Regions from separate parts of the Homo sapiens genome. Here region 2 is linked to region 1. Evidence: chromatin contacts called from ENCODE Hi-C data. All regions are on one chromosome and are shown on one strand. Each heading gives the region's core, a stretch centred on a gene start or an enhancer-like site at or near the end of the contact. The rest is flanking DNA. Distances are from core to core; before and after follow the strand shown.

Region 1 (5,050 bases), core at 845-3,344:
CAGGCACCTACCACCACCCAGCTAATTTTTTGTTTGTTTGTTTTTGTTTTTGAGTCGAAGTCTCACTGTGTCACCCAGGCTGGAGTGCAATGGTTCAGTCTTGGCTCTCTGCTTCCTCCACTTCCCGGGCTCAAGCAATTCTCTTGCCTCAGCCTCCTGAGTAGCTGGGACCACAGGCACCAGCCACCACACCTGGCTAACTTTTGTATTTTGAGTAGAGATGGGGTTTCACCATGTTGGCCAGGCTGGTCTTGAACTCCTGACCTTGTGATACAACCGCCTTGGCTTCCCAAAGTGCTGGGATTACAGGCTTAAGCCACCATGCCCGGCCCACCAGCCTACTTTTAATGGTAATTTTGAAAATGACAGTTGACCTGGTAGCCTTTGGGGATGTTTGTGTTCCTCCTCCCAGCAGATTGCCTTCCTTGGGCAACAGGCACTGCTCCTCTCTCATGTGTCAGAAAATCAGTGTGAAACTAGCTATCAAAGCGTACAACCGTCTATCACGTTGACCATCACATTATTCTTTGTGACTTGGGAGAACTCCCCTGTTTTCTCAAATCTCTATCTGCTGAGAATTAGGAACCATTTCTATACAATAAAGAACTATTGCTCACCAGAAAGTATATTCTACTTTCTTGTGGAAGAAAACTTATGACATTGAACTTGACAAAAAGGCATTTTCACAAGCTCAAATAAAACCAGTTTTCTCCATCTCCCCTCCCGCCTCTGTTGGCTCAAGTAATGAGCAACTGAAGGATACCACACTGCAAAGGAGATGTTGGGCTTCAGGCTGAAGCAAATCTGGGCTAACCAGAGTTAATCAAATTCTTTATAAATAAAATGAATTGTGCCACGCTAACTTAGATGTTTCAGAGAAACACTAACATATTTTTTTTAACTGATTTCTTGAATTTTTAAAAAAACTACTGCTCCTTTCCTTTGGGTAAGTGAGGAGGCAATAGGGTCTTGAGAATCACCAGGACAGCCAGACTCTGTTAGTTTACTTTCAGGTGAATACATTAGGTTCTGGGTAGATAGGCAGAGCTACTATACACTGCGCCTAAAACATCACAATGGAGAGGTGTATGTGTGTTTGTTGCGGGTGGAGGGGCCTGGTCCTGAGATTTATCAAGCCTGCCTTATGGGTACTGACTTGACTGGTTCATCTACTTTAGGGACGATGAGAATATACTCCCCTGCCCCAAATTATATTTTATCCAGGTGCCATGGTGTCTGACACTCCATCTGTAATGGTTCATTCCTTTGGCTTTCTTTCCTGCTTTTAAAATGAACATTCTCTTGGTTTGTGCAAAACACTAAACTACTTTACAAAGGCAGATACGCTAATGTAGGAAACTGCTTTGTTTTCCTTTGGTTGAAAAGGACTAGTGGAGCTGCAGGAAGCTTGGAAGTTCATCAGTGGGAATGGAGGGAGGCTGCCAAGAAGGTGAGGGGAAGGGGAAGGGCCACAGACACAGATTTTGTCTACTTGGGAATTTTGAATGGGATTGACCCTACCACTCAGTAATAGTTAAAAATGAAACAAAACAAAAAACAAGGGTTTTGAGTGTTGTTTGAATCCAAGTGTACTATTTCAATAGTGGAACTGAGCAAGACTTATAAAGCTGGCATAGGGAAGGGTGATTAGGATTGCAAACATAAGCATGAGGTGTAAATCATGACATTTATTTTGGCATGGAAGCCAGATCATTGTTTGAGGAACACCTTTTGAAACCCAAATGTAGAGGGCAGAAAATGGTGTTGGCTTTTTACACTATTTCTCTCTTTTTGAGGTAAGTCAGAGAGTTGAGTTATGAAGCATTAAAAGATCATTTTTTTCCCACATTCAATTTTCTTCTTTGCACTTAGGGAAAACCTTTTAGGCCAAAGACCATCTGAAGTGGCCCTGGTTCCTCCATGTTTAACTCACTGGCCCCTAATTTCTGCTGGACCTTCATTTCAGTCGACTGTGTTTCAGGAGGTAAGTGATTCTGGTGACCTCACTGTAGGGAGACAGGAGCCTCTGGCAAGTTACCAAACTGCTGGCCTATTCTACATGAGCCAGGCTCTTTGCTTTGGCAGAGGAAAGCAGTGCTGTTTTAGGTCAACAGTCAAATGTGTCCCGGAAGTTGTTAAGTGCGTGGGGCATTCTAACCACTGCTGCTGGTGGAGAGACCTGGCTGTCGCCTGCATCTCACTTTCAGAATGTGGCCCTGATTAAGCTCCGCAGGTAGAGTTCTGGTTTCTAAGAAGGGTACAAGGCCTGAGGACATGCTGGTATTTCTTCCTCATGCTGCTGCTGAGGACACAGAGAAGGGTGTTCTGGCCAAATTAGCCAGTTATTGGTTCCCCAAATAACTTTGGTTTTAGACACCTGACTTGACTCTGTGAGTGAGTGGGAGGCTGTTTTCTCTGACTGGTTTTGCATCTTGGCTTTCATGTCTCTACATGAACATTCAGCCCACAAATTTCTGTTATCTAATCAGGCGCATCAGTCCGTGATGGAGATGAGAGGGGAGGAACACCCCTTTGACTCAGATTTTGCACAAACAAAATTCAGTCTTGTTAGCAATGGCAGGAAGAGTAGCCACGGCTGCTCAGATCAGATCTTTCCCTGACAATCTGCAGGGCAGTGCAAGTGGGTGAAGAGTTTTTATGGCAAGATAAGCAATGCAAGGGCCCCAACTTGGTATACTAAATAAAATTAAAATGTCAATATTTACACATGACCTTCAAGGCTCTTCCACTCTTGCTTTCTTAGTATTCAGTACAGACTGCATTTTCTTTAGTCCGTTACCAACAGCTTGGAAATTCAGTTAGAGGACATAACCCAAATGTTCTCCAAATGTTGCTTCCAAATGGTCATCTTGAAAAGTGCTGTTTTAAGGCATGCAACCTTTCTGCACCGAGAGAGGGCTGTCGCTCTGCCTACCCAACTGTAGGGGAATTATCCAAAGATTAAAACCACTGATGATAAAGATAGTGCCACACAGCATATTTTAATTTGTTGATAATGAAAGCACAAGAGGCCTTTTTACAGGCTTCTTGAAGCCTTACTATTGTGTGTTGCACATTCAACCCCAGCTTGTGTGCTGACACAAACAAATAAACGTGATCATAACGGTTGAAATGTAGTTAGAAACACAATTGAGAACATCTGTATTGTAAGCAGAAATACATTAGAAATACTGAAGTGTTTTGTAGCTGTGAAAATGAAGGAATAAAAAAATAACCCACAGTACCTGGATTAAGCAGTTATAAATAATGTATAAAGCAAAAATCTCATTACCCCCTGTGTAAACTCCCCCCCAATGAAATATATTTTATGAATGTAGTAACACTGTAATAACCAAAGCATTTGTTTTTCCCCACAAACTTTCCATTTCATAACTGTGAGATTGTTTGGATTTACAGATTCGGGCCACAACACCCCTGAGTTTACCGGTTTTGGTTTCTTCCTTGTGACCTTCGGCTCCAGGATGCAGCACAGCTCCTCACTGCACTATTTATCAGAATGTTGCTCTGCATGCTTGAAAGTTTCCCCAAACAGAGGTACATAAAAACAAACAGAGGCGAAACACAAATCCCATCAGCCCTGGAGGAAAAGGCCCTGAAGCTCTTCCAGTGCAGAGGCCACGCAGAGGACAGGCTCCTACCTGTGCACATCAGCCACGCCTGGGGCGCCTCCTGGAGTCCAGGCTGCTGGCAATGGAATTCATCATGTTGCTGATGTCACTGTAAGTTAAGTCGCAGCTGCCAGCTGAGCTATGGGACAGTTTGAGGGATGGCCAGAAGGTTTCTCCTGGATGCCATCTTCAGCATACCTAGGAACCAGAGAAAATGCAATTCTTCGCATGCCCATCTCACTCCTGCAGCCTGGGGTCCCTCTTCAGTTTATTTTTTTATTTTTTTATTTTTTTATCATAAGCACATAGTCAGGCTCTGGGACATCATGGAACCCAGCAGCCTGCTGAAAGGTGAAGCACAAGTCTAAAGTCCTGTTAGTTATGAAATCCAGCTCTCCTGGATTAGGCAAGGGGAAAACCACATCTTTAAGATACACTAGGGCAAGAAGTAAAGTATGGAGAGCTGGCTCAACGAAATTTTGTGTATAATAGGAGCCGTCCTATGACTAATTGTCACCTGTCTCAGAGACCTCATGATTATTTCTGAGCTTTAACCAATGAATTAATGTGGGTTCTACCTGGCTCTTCTAACGTCTTTGGAATGGTTCCTCAGGGAACCACAGCTATCCATAGAGATAACAACCTGAATACAAGCCCATCGCCCGATCAGATGCTGCTCTTACTTGCATGACTTGGTTCTATTCTTGCCCAGTCCCACTGGGATAGCAGTGGTAGCTAAACAGCTAAGCAGAGTGACCTCATTAGATTCTCCTCTAGTATAAAGTCACATGTTAACTCATTTTTGGACTCATAGTCAGAAACTTGTAATTTTTCCTCATTTTGGTATGCAGCTATTGCACAGTGGGGGAAATATGAGTCAAAAGACTTGCTCTTATATTCCATCTTCCCCCTCATTGCCTGGGTGTCTTTGGACCAGTTAATCTTTGAGCCTCAGTTATCTAGAAAATGGGGACACTGCTACTTTATATATTTTTTTTTAGTGGGACCTAGATAAGGTAATATAAATAAAGGGGCTTTATTTATATATTGAATGGCATGATGTTAGGATTACCAAAAGGAAATAGCTATTCTACTTACATTACAATGTGGTTTGAGGATCAAATTCAATAAAATATGTGAAGAGGGCTTTGAAAACTAGAAAGAGCTAAGCAATGCAAAATGCGTCGCTGCACTTGAATGTAATGGCTGGTGTCATGTCAGCTGGATTAACTGTGGTCACTAGTTCTCATATATCCATTTGCTAGAGTAGCTGAGTCCTCTGGACTACGAAAAAGGGCACAGAAGCTACAGATACGAGATCTGGTACTATCTTTATCACTACCTTTTTATTGTGAGCACCTCAATCATTTTGAGATATTTGTCTCATTTCTTTTACTTTGAATATGCAAAAACAACAGTCA
Region 2 (5,050 bases), core at 1,531-4,030, 510 kb after region 1:
GTTGTTTGGGGGATTCCTGACTCATAACCAAACCGTATGTCCTCTAATACAGTTACAACCTAAGTTAAATGAATATTTATTGGCCTGACATATACCCACTTAAAGTTGGGAAAACTGAGGACTGATATAAAAATTTTTATTCAAGTCATTGGCCAGAGTTAAAAAGGGGAGCTCATGGTTGTATTTTACACATTTTATCATAGTTGTTCGGTCCTTCTTGAATGAGAAACACCCTTCAGGAAGATGCAATTTACTATTTATGTCTTTTTGCTGAACTATACCTTGATCACACTGACTACTGAGTGGCCGTGGCCCCTCTCAGTTGTCTCTGCATCTTTGGGCCCCATGAGAGCTTGCTGATTTCTGATTTCGCTGCTATCTGCATGCCTAGATGGGCTATTTACCCATTCTCTGGGGTTTGAGGCAGTAGGCGTTAGCTTTGAGGTGAAGAGTTGTGAGGATAAACTTCCTTTAGGGAAGGACATGAAAATCATATTTAGGGGCAGTTCACAGGCTCTTTTTTGGTAGTCATAGCTCCCCCTGCTGCCCAGTTAGGGGCAAGAGAGGCCAAAGGAACTGAAGTGAGACAAAGTATAACCGACTTGGGTGGAGTCAAGTCAGCTCCAGGAGCCAGCAACTGAAGACAACTCACCTTAGCTCTAGAGCCTAGGACCCTAAGCATGCCCAGGAGAAGAGATGGCAAATGTGAGAAAAGGCAATGAATGATTTAGGAAGGCAGTGTTAGGTTTTTGAGGGTGGGGGAGTACAAAAAAGGAGGATTGACATTTTTAAATGGTATTACCAAACTGTTGGCTAAAATCAAATATACAAACAGAAGAAAATTTTGAATTCACACACAAATGTAACTAACCAGCAGGCTCTCCACTCCTCCATCATATGTCTTATCCTAGAATATCTCAGCTCTGTCAGCTCTTACTGGGGGCAAGTTACGTAAACTCTGCCTCGTTTTCCTGGTCTGTAAATGGGATTTAGTATAATGATTTAAAGAAAAAAAATGTATATATTTCTCACAAAGCCATGTATTTGTATAGAAGAAGCCAACACATGTTGGCTGTTTTTTTTCTCCTTGTGCTATTTTTATTTAAGCTATTGGTCCTCAAACATGGTTGTACACTGGAATCACATGGAGAATCTTTTAAAAATACTCATTCCTGGGTCCCATTCCGAAGGATTCTGATTTAATTGATATATGGGGTGTGGCCTGGGTATGGAGAGTTTTCAAATCTCCCAAGGAATCATAATATGTAGCAAAGTTAAAGGGCCATTGCTCTAGGGCTCCTCATCATCCTTCTTCAGAGACCAGTGTTTCACAAGGGGTTGAGGTGTGCCAGGTGGAGTGAAGTGACCTTTTGCAGTGTCAGATTTGTGGAGGGACACAAGGAAACACTAACTCTTTACTGAAATGTGGTCTTGGGCCCAGCAGCATCTGAATCACTGGTGAGCAATTTAATTTTAGACTCTCAGATCCCACTCCAGACCTGCTGGATCATAGTCTTCATTTCAACAAGGTCCCTAAGTGATCTGCACACAGATTCAGGTTTGGGAAGTCCTGCTGTAGCTCACACGTTCTCTCTCTCTCTCTCTTTCTCTCTCTCTCCTTTCTTGCTTTGGCTTCTTTATTCACCATAGAGAATAGTGTTGAGTATTTCTGATGAGGAAATATCCTTGCAAAAAAGGCTCTGGGTCTTTATTTCTCTTCAGATTCCAATTTCCTTAATTTTTTTTTTTTTTTTTTTTTAGCTGCCAAACATAGTTTGAGTTTCTAATACCTGTCTCAACTTACAAGCACCCACTTCAAGTCTGCTGATAGATGTACACTGGGCCTCTTATGTAGCGTCTAAAAATATTCTTTCTAGGGCCGGTGCAAATGCCTTGATGGGGCCAGCTTTGGCCTATTGATGAGACAGGGTCGACGTTTGATAGAGGATCTTTGGTACATCACAGCGGTGAGACCAAATTTAGAGAATGATTATCATTTACTAAAAGTTCAGAAAGGGAATAAAATCTTCCATCAGAACCTACTTATTAAGGTTACCTTAACAATAAACCATAAAATGAATGGAATGTTGGCCTTGTGGACCGGTTCCTAAAAAAGACAATGCAAATATTTTAAACTAAAATGTAAGGAGATGGGACAGGGCTTTGGAAAAGTGGGAGTGGGGTAGAGTGATTTAGTAAAGAGAATAAATCTCAACAGGAATTTTGTTTCTATAACATTAGCATAATTCTGTGACATTAGTACTTCTTCCTCACTCCCTCACCCATCTCATTTCAAAAAGGGAAATATTTAAACATGAGTTTTAAAAGATTCATTTTGAGATGGAAATAATACAAGAATAACTATTGCTGTCTTCACTTTTTCTCTCTTATTTTCTTTCCGGAGACACGATGTCCCATTTATGATGCTTTTATGTCTATAAACGATTTGGGGAAAGCACTGAAACCAAATCTGTAAACGTGCAAGCCTTCTGCATTGGTGGGGAGGGGATAGGGTGAGGGGGAGACACAAATTGCAAAGAGCAGAATAATCAGATACAGAGGGACTTTGATCTTCTGGAGACCTAAGCTAATAGATGTTAAGTGCAGTTCAGTGGAAGTAATAACCCATGAAGAAAACAAAATCTGCAAAATGACAAAATGCTGCAGTCCACTGATCAAGGAAGACATTGGAAAATTACTATGAAAGCATCCTTAGCCCAGCAGATCCAAGGTGAAAAAAGGGCTGCGTCTGCCAACCAGCAGCCAGACATTCCAGGCAGACTTAGCCGTCTCCCATTTTGTGGCCAGATTAACACTCTGTGTAACCTGAATGCCTTCTCACTGAAAAGGCATGAACTGGCACCACTGCAGCCCTGGGCTTCATCTCTCCCAGTGACGCCATAGTGAATCACTGTGAGGCTAGCTACAGACTCGGTGGGGGCATTCCAGGGGCCGTTATTACCGTTAATCAATTAGGAAGAGTTAAGAATTTCTGAATATATGCCAAATGCAGTGCTGGTCATTTTTTTGACATCAGTAGGACATACTTGAGATAAATTTGACATCTGTCAATAAATTAGTATTTCACCAAGCAAACTACTTAGAAAAAAATTGGAAATTTACGGACATTGAAATGCACTTTAGAAATCCAGAAACTTTATAAAGGAGAACTCCTTAATACTAGTCTATTTAAGTTATATTTTATTATGAGTATTTATTTATTGAGCAATGACTACATCACATATGTTGTATACAAGATAGGGCAGAATTAATTTAACTGTATAGAACAAACTAAATTTGTATTATCCAAAGAAAATCTACAACTTGAAGTAATTACTTTTGTTGGAGACAGATTCTTTATTGTGAAAATAATTAAACAAACAAACAAACACCATCAGAGAATGTGAGTTAACAGTCAGGAAACTGGGAGAAATGGAGAATGCATTTTAAAAGTCCCACCTTCCCACATTTCATGTAATGGCTAATTAAACATATGGAATACATTATCTGAACCACAAATTAATGTGTTTGGATAGGGTAGGAGCAAACAAATGAAAATGAAGGAAAGCTATGCAATTGGAATCCAGGCATGATGTGGACAAGCTCTGCTGGGCACCAGCATTTGGTTCATGTTTGAAAAAATTACATTAGAACACTTAAAAGCAACATCTTGCTTAGAGGATTCTCCTTTTCAAGAGAAAAATTGAAGTTGGCAAAGCTCGGATAACAATATATACTAGTATTATTGATGGCCAAAAATAAGAGGAAAGGAAATTACACCACTGATTTATTCCAATACATTTAAACTTTCTGGACAGTTTCCACATGTTAAAAAGGACATTGGTGAGCATCTACAGGTATCTTATTAAGCATTGTGCTGCCTCTCAATATAGTTATTTACAGAAAGACTGGCCTTTAAAAATATATTTTGCCTATGGGGAAAATTGAGACTGGACCTACATGATGCCAATGGTACTTATAGAAAATTAAAACTCCTCAATTGTTGGAAAAGATATTTTATATCATACATGTATGTATTTTCGAAACAAGTTGCTTCCTTGTCTTAGAGTCTTGTGGGTACAGGCTTGGCTCCCACTGTAGACTAACCAGGTGATGAAAATGAGAACTCCCAACTCTGAGTTACCCGTCCATTACTCAGCCTGCTAGGCCACGCTGCCTCTCCCCAGCAACTCTCCCTATCTATTATATACATATATACAATTTAGACTGAGCATGCTGGGTGGCTTAACTAATGATTGCAGACCACTTTGGAAATAGAAAATACCCTGTGTGCACAGAACTAGTAATGATTAGATAACAGACTGTCCTAAATTTTACATTTAATTCAAACAAACCTTTTCTTGATGAAAGTTTTGCTATTAAACAAAAGACTTTTTTTATACTAGAGGTTTTCACGGTATTTTCATTTGAGTTGAATTTCTGTTCTTCAGACCCATATTTCTGCCAATTTCTATCTCTTGTGCTTTCTCTGGCACAACTGAAAGAACAAAGTTAATAACAGAGAAAGGACAAGCTTTAAAAAGTGCTGCATTTATCGTCGGTTGTAATTCTGCTATTAAATGGTCTTGGCATTTGGGAAATTCTTCTCAATCTTGCTTTTTTTCTTAGAGGTAAAAAATGGAAAACATGGAATTTATACTAAAAATAATCCTCTATCTTCTGCGTTCTCAGTCTTTACCTCTTTGCATTCAGTGTGTGACCTCCTACCTCTATAAGATAGTGTGCAAGATGAGTACCAAGCCTTTGCTTCCCCTTAACTTTTCTAGAAGTAACACACATGCACGTCCTCACACACACACACATACACTCACAATTTGTGTAGAATTATTTTTCACTCTGATTTCTGCCTGTGGAACAGATTGAAGATTTTACCATCCAAAACCCACAAAGAGAAAACTCCTACTGTGGTCTTCAGAATTTCCATTCAGCTGATTTGCCTGCCAAGTCCAGTGACCAGTACCGCCGCTCCTGATGGTGGGGAGCATATGGTACTGCTGTGAATAGTTTTGCTCTCACTGCTGTGAAATCC

The links. Hi-C counts contacts between places; a loop is a spot of excess contacts on that map. Pooled maps may share reads with other maps.
Region 2: a pooled map shows a loop between it and region 1 (5-fold over the local background). The contact joins two enhancer-like sites. A Hi-C loop is called at or near these places in 3 of 37 single-sample maps with no recorded cell type and 4 of 50 pooled maps.

Annotation. Positions count from the first base shown.
Region 1 is chr1:87,447,362-87,452,411 of GRCh38, forward strand. It overlaps LOC105378834 (a long non-coding RNA gene), which reads left to right. Exons shown (of 4, transcript XR_947565.3): 3 at 1,873-1,984; 4 at 3,418-5,050. Among named protein-coding and RNA genes, the nearest start is that of LINC01364, 78 kb to the left of the region's middle. RefSeq lists an enhancer at 2,232-2,611. Within about 2 kb of position 2,095, at least 12 of the 41 ENCODE cell types and tissues checked have a DNase peak (open chromatin) inside an H3K27ac peak, as active enhancers do.
Region 2 is chr1:87,953,396-87,958,445 of GRCh38, forward strand. No RefSeq gene overlaps it. Among named protein-coding and RNA genes, the nearest start is that of LINC01773, 49 kb to the left of the region's middle. Within about 2 kb of position 2,781, at least 2 of the 41 ENCODE cell types and tissues checked have a DNase peak (open chromatin) inside an H3K27ac peak, as active enhancers do.